Regions from separate parts of the Mus musculus genome. Here region 2 is linked to region 1. A link is a loop called in an ENCODE intact Hi-C map of the cell type or tissue named here. Cell type or tissue: gastrocnemius. All regions are shown on one strand. Links, peaks and the distances in the headings refer to the core of each region. The heading gives the core; the rest is flanking DNA. Region 1 overlaps Gm12976 (a long non-coding RNA gene). Region 2 overlaps Yars (tyrosyl-tRNA synthetase).

Region 1 (2,906 bases), core at 109-2,608:
ACTCGGGAGGCAGAGGCAGGCAGATTTCTGAGTTCGAGGCCAGCCTGGTCTACAAAGTGAGTTCCAGGACAGCCAGGGCTCTACAGAGAAACCCTGTCTCGAAAAACCAAAAAAAAACAAACAAAAAAAAAAAAAAAAAGAAAGAAAGAAAAAAAAGAAAAGAAAAAAAGAAAAGAAAAACACTCGAAAAATAAACCAAAACCAAAAACAACAACAACAAAAGAAAACAAAAAAGAGTCACACTTGCAGGATTGATAGCACCTAGCATCCGATACCTCCTCCCCCACCCCTGTCTTCTACTTAGGTGTCATTATCCTGGACCCCGGGAGGCTTATGGTCAGGGTGGCGGGAACCACAGACTCGACTCTCTCAAGCATACTCCCCAGGAACTGTATCATGGCCACAGGCAGATTTCTGTACAGATTACAGACAACTCTCTTGAGCTGGGTGGTGGTGGCGTAAGCCTTTGATCCCAGCACTTGGGAGGCAGAGGCAGGCAGATTTCTGAGTTCGAGGCCACCTGGTCTACAGTGTGAGTTCCAGGACAGCCAGGGCGATACAGAGAAACCTGTCTCGAAAAAAAAACAAAAACAAAAACAAACAAACAAAGCAACCAACCAGACAACTCTCTTGATAGATCACTTAATCTCCCTCGAGGTCAGGTTTTGCTTCCTTTTTTCTTTCTTTTTTGTCCTTGGAACTCACTTTGTAGACCAGGCTGGCCTCGAACTCAGAAATCTGCCTGCCTCTGCCTCCTGAGTGCTGAGATTAAAGGCGTGTGCCACCATTCCTGGCTCAGGTTTTGCTTCTATGTTAGATGTGTATGTTAAATGGAAAAACAGCTGGGTGGTGCACGGCTTTAGCCTCAGTGCCTGAGAGGTAGAGGCAGGCAGATCTCTGTGAGTTGAAGGCCTGGTCTACAGAGAGAGTTCCAGGACAGCCAAGGCTACACAGAGAAACCCTGTCTCAAAAAAACCAAACCAAACAATCAAAATCTCAGAAATAAAGGGGGAGAGGGGATACTGACCTCTTTTCGTAGTTTACAAGAGACGATGTTATTCCCTGCCTTTCCTTTGTCCTCCTTGCTCCCACTGTTGTGTACCATGATTCAGCTGATTGTCTAACAAGGCACCAGGTGAGTGAGCGAGTCACCCGCGGCGTCCACAGATTAACTCGCCTGCGATGTCTAGCGCAGCCTACAGGGGACGCCACACAGACCTCACCTTTCCCACTCAGGCGCCTGCCACAGCAGGACGTGTGTTTCCTTTAGTGACCGCGCGGGGGCGCACCGGACTTGTCTTTTCTGAACCGACTGTGCAAATAGCCTGGAGGGAGGAGCCTGGTCATCAAAGCAGTAATTAGTAATAAAGAGGCCTGGGATATCACTCAGTGGGCAGAGTGCTTATCTAACATGCAAGAGGCTGTATAGTGTGCGTCCAATTCCAGCATTCGGTTGAGGCAGGAAGATGACTTGTTCGAGGTCATCCTTAGTTCCATAGCTGAGCTAGATAGAAGCCAGCTTGGGTTACATAGGACGTTGTGTTAACACACACACACACACACACACACACACACACACACACACACACACACACATACACACGAATGATTAGAAATTAATGAGGGCTATGTAGCTCTGTATACATGAGATCCTATGTCCAATCCCCAGTACCACAATAAATAAATAAGTAAACACACAATAGCAATAGCTCCACCCGTTTGAAAGGAACACTGGAAAGCCATGGGTGTGGACGCCAGGGAAAGAGCCAGGCATTAGACTCAGGAGACTGGAGTATAAAGCCAGCCTCCTCACCCTCCTGTGTCTCTGGACTCTTGGGACTGTATTTCCTGGGCTTTAACATGGAGAATGCAATCCTATAGCTTAGGAGGGATACAGGGATCCCTAGAGAACAGCCCGGCAGTCTTTGCGGTTCTTACCTGGACCCCGAGTGGAAAGCTGAAGTTAAATCTCGTTTCCTGGTGAGGGTGACAGGGACCTTCTCTCAGACTCTGTGGGACTCCCACCCAGCTGCTTAGTTCTAAAACAGACATCGGCAGGCCACCATAGGCAGACCCCCAACTCAGCAGTTTCTTCTGTCCTTCTTGGAGTGTCCCTTCTGACAGTCCCGTAGGCTGCTCTAGACGCCGCGGCGGTGCCTCTGTTCCCAGTGCACATATGATCTGTACGTTTCTTCGTCCCTCTTCCACTCCCACATTCTCCTCACTTGAAGCTCTGCCTCCTGCTGGAGTCCATCCACTTCCTCTAGATTTTTGTTGTAAAAAAAAACAAAAAACAAAACAAAAAAATATGGTTTTTTGAGACAGTCTTTCACTATGCAGCTCTGGCTATCCTAGAACTCACTATTCAAACCAGGCTGGCCTCAAACTCACAGAGATCAGACTGCCTCTGCCTCCTGAGTACTAGGATTAAAGGTGTGTGCCATTACAGCTGGCTTTGTTTTTGTAGTTTTTTTATTTTGTGAGACAAAGTCTCACTGTGTACCCCTGGCTAGCCTGGAACTCTGTGTAGACCAGGCTGCCCTCAGATTCACCAAGGTCATCCTGCCTATGCCTCCCAAGTGTCTGTATTAGTCATGAGCCTCCTAAATTTTTTTTTAAGATTTTTTTTTTTTTTTTTTTTTTGGTTTTTCGAGACAGGGTTTCTCTGTGTAGCCCTGGCTATTCTGGAACTCACTTTGTAGACCAGGCTGGCCTCAAACTCAGAAATCCTCCTGCCTCTGCCTCCCAAGTGCTGGGATTAAAGGCATGTGCCACCATGCCTGGCCAATTTATTTATTATATGTAAGTACACTGTAGCTGTCTTCAGACACCCCGGAAGAAGGCATCAGATCTCATTATGAGTGGTTGTGAGCCACCATGTAGTTGCTGGGATTTGAACTCAGGAC
Region 2 (2,906 bases), core at 87-2,586, 56 kb after region 1:
CCACCATAGGTGGGCATGCTCTTGGATCTACAAAAACTGATAGCAGTCTGAGCCTGGAGGGATAGTCGGGTCATGTGCTCTGGCAGCCGCCCGGAATAAATTTCAGTTTTGTCACATTATCTCCTATCTCACTTAGGTTTAAAATGGGGCGGAGACACCCACGATACCGGCTGTCTATAAGTGTCTAGCCTAGTGTCAGTGAAGGGACGGGATATAGGAAGGTTGGGTGAGGAGCGTTTTGGGGGTTTTGTCAGACCCCAGCTGGAAGGCCTGCTGAACCAATGTCCTTTTCTCACAGATCCACAGAAGAAACTGGTCTGACCGTCATCACTCAACTGGCCCTGCTGACCCATCCCAGGGATACAGTCTCTCAGGGACCCGAGCAGCTCCAAGGAACAGAGGATTTGGCAGACACAACCTAAGACAGGATGCCTGCGGCCTTAATCTCCACAGCCTCCATGTTTATGCAAGCCTGGTGTTGCCCATCCTCCAAGTGACCCCTCCCCTCATGCCTTTGCCTGAAAGGATTCACCTCCAGCAGCCCTTCAGCCTCGGCCTTAGCCTCCACTTGAAGAAGGTAGCTGGAGGGAGGGGGTGGCTGTGCCCCACCCCGGCCCCCAAGGCCACAGCGGTGGGAGGGGAGCAGAATACGCGTTTATTTTGTTTCATGTCTGGAATCATGTTTATTGCAATCTAGAATCAAAGCACTTTGCAAAGTGGCTGCATGTCCATCCTCCAGGGCTCACGAACCCACATTCCAAGAGCCTGTTTACACGGTGGTAGCGCCAGTGCTTGGTAGCCAGCCCCCAGCTGGGACCAGTCTGTCCACTCTGCCAGTCCAGTCCACTCCTTTCCTTAGTTCTCGGAGATGGGCAAGTCTCTCATGCCCACAGGCTCCCCAGGCTGCTGGCAGGAGTGGGGCTGTGGAATTCCAAAGCACAAAAGGTGCAGTCGAGGCTAGCCTTCCTGTGCCTCAACTCACCACCAACCACTCTCCTGCCTTCCAGTTCTGTCAGGTGCTCCTTCTAGGGGACTCATGGTGAGGAGAGAGAAGCCAGAGGAGGCCTGTGGGCACTACACTAAGAAACCAAAAACCAGACTAGGGAGCCATCTGGGATGTTGGCATGTTGGGTACCTGTCCTGTGACACTTGATTGTGCTTGGGTGGATGGGCACAGCCTCAGAGCCAGGAGCTCATGGGATGTGTCCATTTCGGCTTGGCAGGAAATCCTGCCAAGGTGTGGGGAGGGTCTGGCAGGGACTTCCTGGGCAGTGGGCCCAGGCCTATTCCTCAGAATCTTTCTCTGACCTGTCTCCACTCTCCGGTGCATGTCCTTTCTGCAGCTGCCTTTCTGCCAGGTGGAGGGAGCTGAGGGTTTGTGGCCAGGATGGGGAGCCAAAGGCTTATGTTACTACCCCAGGCTCTTCTCTAGAAGAGGGGATAAGCTGTGATCTTTCCAGCAGGCCGGTGGCTATCCCCAGAGAGCAGCCTCTGCTTTCTCTTCCTAGAATCTCATGACTTGTACCACCTCGAGGTGAGCCGGAGTTCCTGTAGGCTCCATGGCTGTGCCTCCTTCAGGGCCACCCTTTGAGTCTTTTCAACGGGGGCTCCAGCCTGGCAAGAGAGCCTGCCAGTAGCTTCTCCACTACCAAGACGGGAGCAGCACGCTACCCCATTACTGACCTTGCTGTCAAGAGCTGGGGAGATGGGGTGGAGTCCAGGCCCCCTAAGCCCTCCTGTTCGGGCTGCTTGTGTTCTCTGTCTTTCCCTGGTCCGTGTGTGATGGGGAGCTGCTGCTGGGAGGGAGGACAATCAAAGTAAGCACTGTTCTGCCCCACGATGCAGGATGCAGGGTCGCCAGGGTCGCTGGAGCTCTTGCCCTGGCTTGGGTTCTTCTCTGTGTTTCCCCACCGGGTGGGCCACAGTACAAAGAAGGAAGGAGAGTCTACAAGAGACATCTCTGTCCTCTGGGGTAAATGAGCTTGACCTTGTGCAAATGGAGAGACCAAAAGCCTCTGATTTTTAATTTGCATAAAAATATTAGAAGAGAGAAATATATATCTATATTTCCTTACTTTGAGTCTTTGATATGTCTCTATAAACAATCCTTTCCCTATGCCTCCTCCTCTGAAGCTTGAGTGAGACACATGACAAAGCTGTGTTTCATTAAAAGGTATTAATTAAATGATTGAAACTTGGCTGTGACTGCTGTTTTCCAGACATCGGCAGCAGGTGATACTGGTAATACGTGGTAACAAGGTTTGAGGAATGCACACCTCATGCTAGCGTGAACCTAATGCTAATGAACCACAGAAGGACCTGGCTGTGGTAGGCAGGCCAGTGCTCTGGCCCACGTGAGATGGTGTCCTGCCTACTGACACAAGCCAAGGGGACACTCGGGATGTCCGTTACTTGTCCCTGCCTGTCTCATCCCAATGTGTGGCTAAAGTCAGTGATCCCAGGTTAGGTAAGCGTAGCAGCTGCCCTGCACTCACACTGTCTCCTGAGATGATGCAGCTCACGAGACTCCGTGCAGAAAGCCTTTTCAGACACTTTATTTGAACTTGACAGTGGCGGTTAGGGATTTGCTTGAGATGCTTTATGGAGTATCTCACATTCTGAAGAAAGCTCCACAGTTTCAGTCCATCTCCATCCTGCTGCTAACACAGCTGGCTTGTTTAGGGAGTGTCCAATCTAGCCAGATCAAGGGAACCCCAAGAGAGCCAGGGCAAGTCCTGCCTCTGGTGCCAAGCCTCAGGTTTGGAAGCCTGGAGAATGCTGCCAGCCCTGGAGAGCTTGGGAGACCTCTAGGCTCTCTTTCCCTTCTTTTCAAATCCCACAATTTCCTGACGGGGAGAAGCTGTAATTAGCTCAGACCAGGCACTCGATCTCAGCTAGTACAGCTG

What was found. Hi-C counts contacts between places; a loop is a spot of excess contacts. Peaks named below come from ENCODE experiments on the same cell type or tissue, not always from the same donor. Only the 100,000 strongest peaks of a DNase experiment are listed, where the experiment ranks them.
Region 2: it touches region 1 in a loop (4-fold over the local background); 33 of 42 quality-filtered maps call a loop at or near these places.

What each region holds. Positions count from the first base shown.
Region 1 is chr4:129,275,012-129,277,917 of GRCm38, reverse strand. Gm12976 (a long non-coding RNA gene) reads right to left here. Exons shown (of 3, transcript XR_868184.3): 2 at 1,028-2,263. Among named protein-coding and RNA genes, the nearest start is that of Sync, 11 kb to the left of the region's middle. In gastrocnemius, for the core only: no CTCF peak of the experiment used is centred there; a DNase peak (open chromatin) is centred at 1,270.
Region 2 is chr4:129,218,870-129,221,775 of GRCm38, reverse strand. Yars (tyrosyl-tRNA synthetase) reads right to left here. Exons shown (of 13, transcript NM_134151.5): 13 at 2,536-2,906. C77080 (expressed sequence C77080) reads left to right here. Exons shown (of 7, transcript NM_001033189.3): 7 at 299-2,198. The coding sequence ends at 321. Among named protein-coding and RNA genes, the nearest start is that of Gm12976, 19 kb to the left of the region's middle. In gastrocnemius, for the core only: no CTCF peak of the experiment used is centred there; DNase peaks (open chromatin) are centred at 872 and 1,232.